Linked DNA regions of Homo sapiens: region 2 is linked to region 1. Evidence: read pairs that join two places in POLR2A ChIA-PET (ENCODE). Cell type or tissue: IMR-90. All regions are shown on one strand. Links, peaks and the distances in the headings refer to the core of each region. The heading gives the core; the rest is flanking DNA.

The links. Peaks named below come from ENCODE experiments on the same cell type or tissue, not always from the same donor. Only the 100,000 strongest peaks of a DNase experiment are listed, where the experiment ranks them.
Region 2: POLR2A ChIA-PET joins it to region 1 with 5 read pairs; 2 of 35 experiments call an interaction of 5 or more read pairs at or near these places.

Annotation. Positions count from the first base shown.
Region 1 is chr4:48,523,845-48,531,460 of GRCh38, reverse strand. It overlaps FRYL (FRY like transcription coactivator), which reads left to right. Exons shown (of 64, transcript NM_015030.2): 50 at 108-305; 51 at 3,125-3,286; 52 at 3,416-3,490; 53 at 3,808-3,984. Among named protein-coding and RNA genes, the nearest start is that of ZAR1, 37 kb to the right of the region's middle. In IMR-90, for the core only: no CTCF peak of the experiment used is centred there; no DNase peak of the experiment used is centred there.
Region 2 is chr4:48,964,966-48,972,581 of GRCh38, reverse strand. No RefSeq gene overlaps it. Among named protein-coding and RNA genes, the nearest start is that of CWH43, 18 kb to the left of the region's middle. In IMR-90, for the core only: no CTCF peak of the experiment used is centred there; DNase peaks (open chromatin) are centred at 1,881 and 3,591; H3K27ac peaks cover 216 bases.

The sequences.
Region 1 (7,616 bases), core at 2,131-6,130:
TTACAAGTATTTTTGTAGAAATAATATTTTTATGGTGTACAGTAAATTGTTGTTCTTAGTTGAATGTGCATTTGTAACTTTTACGTGTCAATTATTTTTTAAACCAGAGTCCTTACTGGAAGGAAGCCCTTAACATATTAAAGCTGGTGGTGTCACGCTCTGCGAGTCTTGTCGTACCCAGTGATATCCCCAAGACCTATGGAGGAGATACAGGTTCTCCTGAAATATCCTTCACTAAAATTTTTAATAATGTTTCTAAGGAGTTGCCTGGGAAGACCTTAGATTTTCATTTTGATATATCTGAGGTAAGATGCTCAGAAATTGATGAAGTTACTCTACTAGGAATTTTCATTTGTTTATTTATTCATTCTTTGATTTAACAAACATTGATTGAGCTCATACCCAGTGTTAGACAATATGATAGCTGTTATGAACAACCAAGTGGGGATGGGGAGAAGGCCTGCTGTTAGAAAGCTTACTGTCTGTTAGAGAAACAGACTATACATTCCCCATCTAAAAGAAACGCCACAACTTAGCTTCCCAACAGTGTTTAGCTTAACAACTAAACATAGTAATCAACACTCGGCTGGAATACATTAAAAGTGCTAGGGGAGTATGTAGCATCTATCTAAAGGAGTGGTTTCAGAAAGGAACCAACATCTGAGCTGAGTGTTGAAAGACAAGTAATTCTAGACAGGCATCTATGGCAGTTTGGGGAGGGGAGGTTAAATGCAAAGAAATGGAGAATGTGTGAATGAAGGCTTGTAAGCGTGAGAAAGCATGGTGTTCCAGACACTTCCAACTAGTACCGCCTACCTTGGGCACAGAGTTCAAAAAAATGCAAGTAGAGTGTGATGAGACATGAGGCTGAAGGCATAGGAAGGGGCAAGATCATGGGGATCTTGCATTTCATAGTAACAAACTGGTTTTATCTAAACCAGTAGGAGCTCTTAAAGGATTTTTAGTTGGCGTATTAGGGTTTGCATTTTAGGAGGATCACTCTAGCCACAGGATAGAAAATAGAGCAGGGAGGAGGAGAGGACAGTTGGTAAGGAATCTGTTAGAAGAATTTGGGCAAAAGATAATGTGGGACTGTCCCAAGACAATTGCAGAGGTAATGAAGAAGGAAGAGAGATGGTTTACAAAAAGACCAAGGAAGTAACTGATGGGATTTAATGGGAAAGTGGGGAAGAGGCATCAAGGATTTGATGAATGGCCTTGACAGGTAGATCAATGTTGCACCACTCAAGAGAGTGGGAATGCAGGAACAGATCTTACAGCAGGGAAGGAGAGGGGGCAATGAGTTCCGTCTTGGACATGTTGACTCAGAAGTGACCCAGAAACATACTAAAGGAGGTGCCTGGTGGTCAGTTAAATTTTGGGATCTGAAGTTTTAGAGGAAAACTTGGGTGGAAGTAACAAATTAAGGGTTTCAGTGTTGTATAAGTGAATGGCTGAAACCATGGAAGGAAAACTGAAAAGAACAGAAGGCAACAACTAAAGGAAACCTGAGAAACTGGATATTTTAGGACTAGACAGAAGCAGGGGCCATCAGTCCAGAAGGAACCCTGGAGCCTGGCTATGCTGTATATTAATAAAAATCTCACTTAAAGATTTCTCATCCTTGCTGAGAGTCCCGATTTTTTTTCCCTCTGGCACCTGAGCCCACTCTTGGTGCCTTGGTGCCATTGAAGTGGTCTTTCGGAAGCCAAGGGAGGAACTTTTCAAGAAGGAAGTTATTGATCAAGTATTGTAAGGTTGAGAAAGATTAAAAATTGAAGCTCTACTTACTTTTTTGTTGATTAGAATTATATAGATAAAAAATGTTTTATTGCAGTTTAGTCTTGGCATTAGAATTTATCCTAAACTTTATTTTTTTATGTAGAAAGCATATTTGTTACTAATTTTTTAGTTAATAATATCTGAGAATTTCTAGCAAGATGTATGTATAATAGCATGGGAGTATGATGGAGAAGCTTGGCTTTCCTTTTCCTTCTGATTCAGAAATCGATCGTTATTTGAAGCAGTGATGCAAATTCTCAAAACATTTTATATACTTAATTTCAATTTGTTGCATCAAAAATTCCTCAGTACCTGCCATGCATAGGCACTGGAGATACACCAAAGGTATAGAGGCAATCACACATGGTCCAGTGGATACATGTGTAGTAGGGAAGTCAGGCACATAAACAGTTTACAGTCAGCATGGTAAGTGTCCAAGTTTGATTACACAGAGGTGGTGGTGGTAGAACAGAAGGCCTCCTTAAAAGTCTGGAGTCATCATTAAAAGATGATTAGAAGTTTACTTAGTGGATATTCCATGCAAAGGGGCAACATAGGCTAAAACACGGGTCTATAAAAGAGCATGGTGTGTTTGGAAAACAAGAGCAAGCTCAGTTTTGCTGGTGTGTGAAGTTCAGAGAGGGGGAAGTGGTCGTAGTTGAGGCTAGGGAGAGAAGGATGATCAGTTGAGCATAAAGGGACTCGTATGACATGCAGATGAGCTTGAATTTTATTTTCAAATGCAAATTTAAAACACTTTACAAAGTCAAATATAAATGAGTTTTTGATTATCATAGAATTTTTACTGAAATAAATTTTGGAAGTATTACACATCAGATTTGTAATAAGAATCTACATAGAAGTGTTCCTCTTTTGTTACTTCAGTATTTGCTAAACCACATTGCTGAAGCATACTTGACAATATGCTTTGAAAAAGCGCCAAAATTTAACAAATATTAAGTCTGAGTGGTAAGAAAACAGATGATTTGATATTTAAAATATAAATCTTTTTTACATTTTCTGAGTTTTGGGTATATTTTATAATCATGGTGGGGAAAGGTGGAGATGGTGGTTTTTAAAGAATGCAGATTACATTTAAAGTAGGAATAGGCTTTCTGATAATCTCAGATGTAAAATTATTATTTCCAATAAAGTCTCTTGATTAAAAATATATATATATCATTACCTTTGATCTTTGTTAACATCTGCCTCATGCAAAGTAATTTCTCTCCTCATCTTTTTTTTTATTTGTAAAAAATATTATAGGTGCACTGTTAACCCTTTTAAGTTTCTTTTATGTTGAAATATTTGAGCCAAACACTGACATTTTGTTTCTGTGTAGACACCAATTATTGGAAACAAATATGGTGATCAGCACAGTGCGGCTGGAAGAAATGGGAAACCAAAAGTTATTGCTGTCACTAGAAGTACTTCCTCAACTTCTTCTGGTTCTAATTCTAATGCCTTGGTTCCTGTTAGTTGGAAAAGGCCACAGTTATCACAGGTACATAAAGAATATCAAAATGGAACATTCATAGAACAGAAGAATCAGTTTTGTTATAGGTATGAAAACTTGAGAATTTGTCTTATTTTATCAGCAGTCCTAACATTTTAATTTTTTTTTTTCCTTTAGCGAAGAACAAGAGAAAAGCTAATGAATGTGCTTTCTCTCTGTGGTCCAGAATCTGGCCTCCCAAAGAACCCATCAGTGAGTAATCATGAAGACCTGTGTCAAGGTCTTAAAGATCATGTTATTCCTTGAAGAAATGATCTGTCTCCTTGCTTGCCTTTTCTAATTTACCTTACTTACGGTATTAACTCAGAATGAAAAAAAGATTTCTTATCTCTTGTGACACCTGGCAGCCATGCTAACTATGTGTTCAACTAGTTAAACATGAAGACCAAATTTAAGCTGTGAATTCATTGAAGAATGAGGCCTGCGGTGGCTTTGGGGTACTGATACCTCATACGCAGAGTGACAAATCTGATGGATGGACTTTTTTTTTTTTTTTAATCGGGCATCAGGTTGTATTTTCTTCTAATGAGGATTTGGAAGTCGGTGACCAACAGACTAGCCTAATTTCTACAACAGAAGACATAAATCAAGAGGAAGAAGTAGCTGTGGAAGATAATAGCAGTGAACAACAGTTTGGTGTTTTTAAGGATTTTGACTTTTTAGATGTTGAATTGGAAGATGCAGAGGTAAGGATGTGGGCTTTCTCTGTTAATATTTATAGAACAGTTGTATGAGAATTAAGGATTTGATCACAGGATCATTCCTTATTGAGGTCAGTGTAAGGTCAAAAAGGTAAAAATCTAAATTAGGAATTAAATTTGATTACCACAATTAGTCAATAGAATAAGTCTGAGATAAAAGAGAAACATTCCATTTTTCATCTTTATCTTTAAAAATATAAAATTAAAAAATGGCTTCCTTCAAAATTATTTTCAGGGTATGCTTAGACTTAAATGTTTTGCATGATTTGTCTTACAAACTAATATGCAGCCAAATGGTAAAAATTTATATGAGAATTGATTAAGGACAACTTTAAAGAGAGTTGCACTTACCACTAAATTGCACATTCATCAACTCTCATGTACATATACATATACTACTCATATACAGCTCATACACATTCATCAATTCTCATGTACATATACATATACTACTCATATACACACTTACCACTAAATTGACATATCACAAAGGGTTTGTCTTTCTAGAACTCTTCCCTTTGGCAAATGACTGAGCTTCTTTCTTTGACATTCGAAATCACTTTCTTCTTTATGATGTAGGTAACTCTCTCAAATGCCTGGTTTCATTTAATACTCAAAGCGTTTCTCTTCTAAATTGATTTAGTCTGGATTACATTATATTGGTAGTTATGTCAGTTGAGATGCTTTCTAAATGGAATTTAAAACTCAGAAAGTAGATTTATTAGCCCACAAAACTAGTCCAGAATTAGAGCTTATATTTAGATATGGCTCAATGAAGTTTCTGGCTGTTTATCTGCAGTTCTCTAGGCTCTCCCCTTCTCTGCCAGTCAGCTTGACCTCAGATAGCAGCAAAACCGTCTTCATTGCTGGGTAATCTTAGCCCCACACACAGCAGTGTTTGAAGGAGGTGAGGGTCACATCCAGAAATGCTCTCAGAAAAGTAAGGAAGCTGCTTTCCTAAATGGTCTTAGCAAACTTCTTGTAACATCTCATTGGCCCAAATTAGGACACATGCTACTTTCTGAAACAACCACTCTAGTGAATAGAATAGGATTACCCTGGTTGTCTTAGGCTATTAGAGATCCATTTCTGTAGCTGAGCTCAGTTCCCTAAACCACAGTCTCTTAACCCTGAAAGTTTATATCAAATAGATTTGTTTTAAACATGTACATTTTGAAATTGCTACAAATATCTGTATGCAAGAAGACCAAAATGCCTTAATACCAAGTATCTGTATACCATATCTTGATGTATCTTTTTCTAAAGAATCAAAACTCATAGCTCAAATACATTTAGCTCTCATATACATATACATATACTATTCATATACAGCTCATACACATTCATCAGCTCATATACATACACATATACAACTCATATACAGCTCATACACATTCATCAACTCTCATGTACATATACATGTACTACTAATATACAGCTCATACACATTCATCAGCTCTCATATACATACACATATACAACTCATATACAGCTCATACACATTCATCAACTCTCATGTACATATACATATACTACTCATATACAGCTCATACACATTCATCAACTCATGTACATATATACATATACTACTCATATACAGCTCATACACATTCATCAACTCTCATGTACATATACTACTCATATACAGCTCATACACATTCATCAGCTCTCGTATACATATACAACTCATACAGATCATACACATCCATCAACTCTCATGTACATATACATATACAACTCATATACAGCTCATACACATTCATCAGCTCTCGTATACATATACATATACAACTCATACAGATCATACACACTGATCAACTCTCATGTACATATACATATACAACTCATATACAGCTTATACACATTCATCAGCTCTTCTTGTAGGGGTGTTTCCTTTGGCTCTAATAGGTGAGGCGGAGGAATGAAATGTAATGCACTCTCCCGTATCACACTGTTCATTGTCCATGGAAGACCAGTTTGAGGAAGTAAAGTTCCCTCTCCTCAACATGCCTCAGTGCCCCCTGCAGATGTGAGGATGTGACCATGGTGCCTCCAAGTAATGCAAATGCCTTCATGTCAGTTTAGGAGCTGTGTAGGCTCCTATGGAATACTCCACCATTTACATTTTCCCAAAGACACAATTGTACAGGTTCATAGGAACTCAAGAACAGGTATTATTTAGCACCTTTCAGAGCAGTAGCTTTTAAACTTTTTTTTGACACTAATCCACAGTTAATACATTTTACATCACATCCAAGTGTGTGTATATATATATATATATATATATATATATATATACCTTTAAAAATAAAAGTTGCAAGAATATGCATCCAAACTCTATGCTGTGCATACTGATATTTTCTATTCTCTTCCTTTTCATTCTTTTTTTTTTTTTTTCAAAAAGTGTAGGTTACCACCCTAAAATTAGTTTCACACTCATCATTTGAAAAAATATATTGTAGGAAATAGAACAGACTTGCACAACCAAGTAACGGAGTGGAATAGGTTAAAGAGACCTGCTGCCCTACCCAAGGCCAGGAGCAGCTTCTAAACTCTTCTGTAGTTAGTTGCTTTTTTCAGTCCAGAATTTAAATTTCTAAAGGCAGCTCTTGACATTTTTGTAATGGTAAGGTTATTTTTCTTTTTGTTTGCCTCTTGTTTAAAGAGAACTGTAAATGCTTTCAAGTTCATTCAGTGCTCTAAAATGTCAGTGGTAATAAACATGGCTTTTAATAGAACCTTAGAATGGACTAAGGATGTTCATTTGTAGTTCTGTCTTTAATTCAAGTCACAGTAATCAGGGGTGGGGTGGAGCACGCTAATTTATCCCTCATAATTACGCCAAATCAGCGATACACATTTTCTAAAACCTGGATATAGTCTTGTTTAAAACATGGTAATAGGAAATACTTTGATTGCTACAAAACAAACTTAACCACTAATGAAAATTATAATAAAATATCTCCTCACTTTGAAAGCCCACAGTGCATATTCATTCACTCACCAAATATATATTGAGTGCTGTTGCCATTATGTGTTTTGGTACATAATAATATTTGAAATGATATGTTCCAGGAAGGTGGTTTTCAAACTCTGACATGCAGGGCCCTAGGGCTTCCAAGATATCTTCAGAAACAGCCGGGACAGATTCAAAGATCCAATGGGCCAAGTTCCTGGACACCTTCAACCAGAGCAGCTCTGGTTTTCTGTTTTGCACAATTGACTGCCATCTAAAATTTCATTTGAAATAAGTATTCTTCTGCTTTCAAAAAAAAAAAAAAGATTTGAAAACTTCTAATCTGGACAATTCCTGTGTAAAGGGATACAGAAAAAAAAAATCATATTTTGGTAGCCAGCTCAATATAGTTTGTCATATCAGGGCCTAAGAAAAATTGTAGGGATTATATCCTTACAAAAGGAGGAGCAGCTTAGAATAACAGAAACATAACTTATATAAATCCTTAAGTGGGAGAAATTGAAATTTGTCATATTTCCTCTTGACCTTTTAAAATTGGCAACAGTTATGTTTTGATGGCTGTGATCTTGATTTTAAATTATATTTTGTAGCAAAAAATGACCATTGAATTTAGCCAGAGCTATCCTACCAACTGAAATAA
Region 2 (7,616 bases), core at 1,304-5,303, 440 kb before region 1:
GAAGGTTGGCCTGATTGTCTTCCTGGGGAACTTTGTCCATATTGGTAATTTATTTATTTATTTATTTAGAGACAGGATTTCCCTTTGTCACTGAGGCTGGAGTACAGTGGCAAAATCTATAGCCCGCTGCAGCCTTGAACTCCTGGGCTCAGGCTCAAGTGATGCTCCCACCTCAGCCTCCCAAGTAGCTAGAACTACAGGTATGCACCACCACATCCAATTAATTTTTTAAAATTTTGTGTAGAGATGGGGTTTGTATTAGCCTGTTTTCACACTGCTATAAAGATGCTACCTGAGACTGGGTAATTTCTAAAGAAAGGAGGTTTAATTGACTCTCAGTTCCATTCTGCATGGCTGGGAGTCTTCAGGAAACTTACAATCATGATGGAAGGTGAAGGAGAAGCAAGGCACCTCTTACATGGCGGCAGGAGGAGCAGGGGGAAGCGCCACACTTTTAAACCATCAGATCTCATGAGAACCCACTCACTATCATGAAAACAACATGGGGGAACCACCCACATGATCCAATCACCTCCCACCAGGTTCCTCCCTTGACACATGGGGATTACCATTCAAGATGAGATTTGAGTGGGGCCACAGAGCCAAACCATATCAGGGCCTTGCTATGTTGCCCAAGCGGTGGTGTAATCATACCTCACTGTAACCTTGAATTCCTGGGGTCAAGTGACCCTCCCACCTCAGCCTCCCAAAGTGTGGGGATTACAGCCATAAGTCACCACACCTGGCCAATATTGGCAGCTTTAGGCTTCAGAACTGTTTTTATCTTTTTTGGTGAGGAGGTCATGTAATGTAAAGCAGGGGAGGTGTTTTGTGTTTCCCACCTTGCAGAGTAAGGTGGCTTGTATCAGAAGAAAATGAATTCTACATTAATAAAAGGGCAGAGAAGAAAGAAGTTCCTTGGATTAGATTGATTTAGTTATTCCAAAATGTATACATATATCAAAATATCGGCCTGGCATGGTGGCTCACACCTGTCATCCCAACACTTTGGGAGGCCATGGCGGGCAGATCACTTGAGGTCAGCAGTTCAAGACCAGCCTGGCCAACATGCTGAAATCTCATCTCTACTAAAAATACAAAAATTATCTGGGCATGGTGGCTTGCACCTGTAATCCCAGCTATTCAGAAAGCTGAGGCAGGAGAATTGCTTCAACCCAGGAGGTGGATGTTGCAGTGAGCGAGATCATACTGCTGCACTTCAGCCTGGACAACACAGCGAGACTCTGTCTCAAAAAAAAAAAAAAAGAAGAAGAAGAGAAAAAACTATCACGTGTGCACCACCAAAACTATACACAATTTTTACTTGTCAATTAAAAATAAAGGACCAGGCATGGTGGCTTATTCCTGTAATCTCAGTACTTTGAAGACCAAGGCAGGTGGATCACCTGATCCCAGGAATTCAAGACCAGCCGTCTCTACCAAAAATACAACAAATTAGCCAGGAGTAATGGTATGCACCTGTGGTCCCAGCCACTCAGGAGGCTGAGGTGGGAGGATTGCTTGAGCCTGGGAGGCTGAGGTTACAGTGAGTTGAGACTGCACCACTGCACTCCAACCTGAGTGAGAGAGTGATACCCCATCTCAGAAAAACAAAAATAAAAAATAAAGGAAAAGCAGGGAGGAAGAAGACTCTCGGCAGCATTTGAGCCCCTCATTCTGTTTTACGATCCAGCTGCATCTGTGCTCTTTCAATGGTTTGGTTGTTCAATAGTTCCATGGATCCTATTAGTCAATGTATGAGTCAGCGTTCTCCAGACCAGTAGAACCAATAGAATGTGTCTGTGAGTATGTGAGTGTCTGTGTGGTGGGAGAGGGGGGTGGAGAGAGAGATTTATTATGTGAAATTGGCTCATATGATTATGGAAGCTGAGAAGCCCCAAGATCTGCAGTTGCTAAGCTGGAGATCCAGAAGAGCCAATGGTGTAAGTCCAGTCCAAGAGCCAGGAGGCTCAAGACCCAAGACGACCAGATGTTTTGGTTTGAGTCAGAAGACAGAAAAAGACTGACTGCCAGCTCAAAGTGGTCAGGCAGGAAGAGTTCCTTTTTTTATCTGGGGGAGGGCCAGCCTTTTTGTTCTATTCAGGCCTTCAACTGGTTGGAAGAGGATAACTCACATTTGGGAGGGCAATCTGCTTTACTCAGTCTACTGATTCAGATGTTAGTCTCACCCAAAATCACTCTCACACACAAACCCAGAAATAATATGTAACCAAATATCTGGGCACCCCAAGGCCCAGTTGACATATAAAATTACCATTACAGTCAGAAAATTCTCCCTTTTGTCCAAGACTGTTTAGTCTGGGTTTTAGTCACTTGAAAACAAAGTAATCCTTGCAGCCAGGTGTGGTAGCTCAAACCTGTAATCCCAGCACTTTGGGAGGCCTAGGTTGGAGTACTGCCTGAGCCCAGGAGTTCAGGACCAGCCTGGATAACATAGTGAGACCTTATCTCTAAAAAAAATAAATAAATTAAATAAATTAAAATAATAATAATAATCCTGACATTCATATTCAAAGTCACTTATTGTATTTGCAACAGAGCTTTCTCATTGTGCACATGGCTAGTTTCCCATGCATGTATGTGTTGCAGGGGGTGATGAGGGCAGAGGATGGGAGGGTAGGGGAGGTTAGAGAGTGATGACAAAAGGGTATGGAGTTTCTTTGGAGGATGATGAAAATGTTCCAAAAGTGATGATGAATATACAACTCTGTGGATATATGAAAAGCCATTTGTCCTGCAGCAGATATAACACAGGCTCCTAAAAAAGGAGCAGTGATGGCAATTAATATCCCCACAGAGGACCAGACAAGCCATGTGCCTGTAGCAGCAGAGCCAGAAGTGCCAACCAAATTTATCCCTGTGGCCAGGGCCAAGAGGGTTTCTCAATGAGATTAAAGGGCATCAATCACTTTGGTGCCCCCAAAGTAAAAAGGTCTGCCTGAACAAACATTTTCAATGTAGTAAAAATAAAATAAAAAAGTTTTAAGAAACATTGAGTTCATATCCTAACATGAACATTAGGTTTTCTTTCACTTAGACTTATCATCAAGAGCACCATCCTAGCAGATTCTTTTTAAGGTTTACTTAGAAGGCATGTCTAGGAAATCAAAAATCTATATTTAAAAAAAAATGTATGGATCATTCAGCAGTTTCTTGGATATATACATTTTTACGTAGTCATCCTCTGAACATTAACTGTGAGCCCTCTGTGGGTGAGGGGCCATCATCATCCCTGAGTGCATAGAGATGAGCAAGACATAGTCCCAGCCAGGAGGAGCTCATGGCCCAGAAGTGGAGTCAGCTCAGGTGATCACAGTCCAGCAGGATAAGAGCTGCCTTTGGAAGGGGTTGGGGGCATGATCTGAGGATCTGAGGGCATGAAGGAGAGAGTCACCTGGGGGCCCCAGAAGCAGAGCTGCGATGGTCTAGTTATGAATGGCATATTGTGATGCTCATTTACCTTCCTGAGCCTCCATTTTCCCACCAGCAAAGTGAAGCCAATTAAAGAATGATTGCGTCAGTGCACTAACTGGTCTGACTTGAAAGAAACCACAGATCAAATGCAACTTACATCATGCTGTGAGTTAGCTCCCTTGGAAAACTGTGACTCAATGTATAAATTTCTAGAAGGAGTTACCTAAATACAAGAATTCCATTAGTATTATCAAATTTCTCATTCGTTTCTTCATTCAATAAACATTTCTTGAGCATCTACTACCCATGCTTCTGAAACTGAAATACACGACAGGGGTAGGTGGCAGTGTATCAAATGGTATAGACTCAGCAATTCAACATTGCAGATCTGCTTGGAGCATTAGGTTTATTCAGGGTAAGCAATTCATAACATTTTTATATTAAAACAAGCATGGATATACTACAGAGAAGAATGCAAAATGCATATGAAGTTTTAGGATAAAGCATTTTGAGTTCATAGTAGACTTCTCTGATATGTGTCTTACAGAATTTGGGGTGAAACTTGTGCATTCTCTGTTGCTATTAATTAAATATCAGTTGTTAAGTATCTTAAAAGATGCAAAACATACATCCCTCCAAAAGTGTATAATCTGAGCTGAAACAGGATATCTAAAACTATAAATCAAATAGATACCCATATGTGTCTTTTGAGAAGTATGAGATTGCTTCTGTGTCTGTGAGGTCATTTTATATCAGACGCCTGATGGGACAGAACTATGAAAAACCAATTCAGGGGCCCCACCAGAGAGAATCTGGAGAAGAAAATGAAATTCATCTGGTTACTCATTAAAGAAACAGATTCAAGAATAGCAGAAGAAGGGTCCCTGTAAAGTAAAAGCTCACATCCACTCAGGCAGTCAAGGCAGATGGCTTGGACGGATGGAGAGGATCACAAACGGCAGGGATTGGGAGAAGCCCATTCCAGCTGAACAGAGTGACACCGAGAAAAGGAACAAAGTAAAGCAAAGAAAAGTTGTATTTGGGGTTCAAGGATTAATCAGTTGGTCTAAATCAGAAGTTTGACCAAGCATGCCAGCACAGCCTAATGAAGGGACCTTGAAACCAAGGGCAAAGAATGTGAAATGCACCTGCCATTTAGCACATGCTCAAATGGAGTTTGCTGAATTAAATGAGCAGGACCAGGCTGATGAGATAATGCACCCCACTGAGCCCTGGCAGGTTACAACCAGTTAGCACCAGAGTCTGCCTTGAAGAGTTTCCAGCCTGCTTGCTCCTCCCTTTCCCTCACCTCCCTGTCTAGTCTCTCCCATTCCAACACACATACAGAAAAAAAAAAATGTTGCAATACCACTCTCAACATTAGCTTCAATATACATAGTTAAGTCCACAAGTAGTCCTGTGTGATGGCTCATCCAGAGGGTGGAGTAACTTGTGCTGGGTGAATAAAGGGGTAGAGAATTGTGACTGCCCAATTTTGGGTGTGCGCTATCCTTGCAAGTTTGTCATTTTGGGGTCTTCATAGTTGCCAGATTGTCCATTCACCTTGCAAAGGAACTATGTCTTGACTAATTTAGTTTCCTGTGGCTAGCACATAGTGTGGAGGTTTGAGAGAGTCAATATACATAACAGCCTTCTTCCCCACTCAATCTCTGAACCAACTGAAAGGTATAAAGGAATCAAGCAGATAAAGATGTAAAAATCAGCAGCTTGACTGCTCATAAAAGCTGAAAGGGAGCATGTGGCTTAGGTATGCAACAACAATGGGTGTCCTGATAACTGAACCCAAGAATTAGGCAGACTCACCCACACAGCCACAGGCAGCCCTAGAAAAAGCACAGGTCTCACCCACAGATGCAGAGCCTGTATTTCATAACCAACTGCAGAACAGAGTGTGTGCTCTGGGGCAGGCCAATCCCAAAAACAGAAAGGGAGGGGAAAAGCCTGAATGAAGCAGGCCAGCAACTTATTCCCAAACCACCAGTACCTCCTGAGGGAGACTTAAGCCAGTTGGTAAGGATAGGCCATAAGTGTTACCCTAGTAAGTGTCCTTAGGGTCTAAGAGTTTCCCCCAATATGTGGCATCACTAGCCATGCATCTGCTTGGTTGTCTATGTAATGGGGAACTTACTAAGGCCAACTTCAAACAAGGGACCTATTCAGAGAAGGTGTTCAGTTATTCCAGCTGGTCTCCTCTCTGCAGATGGAAGCTGCAGCACATCTTCTTGTCCCAGGAAGAATCATTTGATCAGCCCCTCTTGGTTTTGAAGTGTATTGTCCAGGAGGCATTGGAGGATGATAAAGGGTGTACAAAAGAATCCCTGTTCATCTTGGAGATCTCTGGAATGCAAAGCAGGTCACTGGGGAGGGATGGTGTCAATTTGTATAAGGGCCTTTGGGGAAAGAAAGAATGGGGCCCAACACCTGCTTTCACAGATCTGAAAACTTAGAAACTGGCTGGTTGCAATACTATGGTGACAATAGCGTCAATCTTCCCCAAGAAACAATAAAACTTTGAAATACAAAGTAGATTATAGCAAAAGACTTTTATCTTTTATTTATTTTTAAAAACACACATTTCCTAGAAGGTGCCAAATTTTCAACAACAGAAAAGAAAGTCTACTGATTCAAAGGATGCTTTTGCCAAGTACTGTATATGTATACCTATACATATATTAATTTGACAATACTGAATCTGTGGTAATCACCACAAATAGGACTATATGAAAATTGCATAGTATAATAGACGTATGTGAGGTTTTAGGCCAATTAATAATATGCATGACATAGTGACTAGTTCAAACATTTAGTCTATTTACTAAAACCAAAATATTCCAACCTAGTAGCACACTTATAAAAGATAATTACACTAATTACAAGTAATTACTGCAAGTTCATTTTTAAATTTTAAAGAGGCTTGATGTGCTGTCTTCTTGGAAACAGCCTAGTGTGTATTCTACATGCATATTAAGTTCATAGAGTTTGTTGATGAAAAATGTCAAACTCTGTAAAATATTTGAAGAGATTTATACTGAGCCAAATGTGAGTGACCTGTGACACACCCCTCAGCAGCTCCTGAGAACATGTGCTCAAGGTGATCAGGCTACAATTTGGCTTGATACATTTTAGGGAGGCAAATGACATCAATCAATACAAGTAAGATATACGTTGGTTTGTTCAGGAAAGGCAGGGCAACTAGAAGCAGAGGGGCTTCCACATCACAGGTAGGTTCAAACATTTTCTCATTAGCAATTTGCCGAAAGATTTGTTAAGTTACTGTCTAAAGACTTGGAATCGATAGAAAGGAATGTCTGGGTTAAGATAAGGGGTTGTGGAGACCACGGTTTTATCATGTAGGGGAAGCCTCCAGGTAGCAAGCTTCAGAGAATAGATTGTAAATGTTTCTTACCAGACTTAAAGAGTCTGTTCTATCAGTACTTCTAAAAACTGAGGCAGGTATAATGAGGCATGTCTGGCTTCCCCTTCCCATCATGGCCTGAACTAGTTTTTCAGGTTAACTTTGGAATGCTCTTGGCCCAGAGGATGGGTGAATTAAAATGGTTGGGGAGACTTAGAATTTTATTTTTGGTTTACAAGATTTAGAGTTAGAAGGGATCTTAGAAATTAACTACTTATTTCCTTGGGTAGATACACCAGTCCTCTGATTTTATAAATTAGTATGTGATTTACCCAAGGTCAAGTTATTCCAGGAACAAAACCAGACCAGTCTTTTGTTTTCTAGTTTGTACCTTAAAAAGTATATTTTTAAAAAATCTAGTTCTGAATTTTTCTATTTTAGACTGACTTTCCATCCACCTGATCTAAATGAATTTTTTTGTGCAGACAAGAACAACAGAATGGAACCAGTAAGTCATACAAAATTGTCCTCAAACTCTGGCACTTCCTGGGGAACAGAAGAATTACAGGGAGATGTGGCAGGTTTCCTATGGAGCTAATGACCCTTTCAAGGGGTCCCAGCAATGTGCTCACCTGGTCATATGTTTACATAAAATTTTCAAAAGTAAGATATTTTAACCACAACTGGTTCAGACAACTGTCTCCTTTCACTAGAACTTCCTGTCTGTCACATTTGCCTGATGTCTCTGGCATTAGAATGGCTGCAAGCAGTTTTGGGATCCTGCTAAGGAGAAACTGACCGGGGA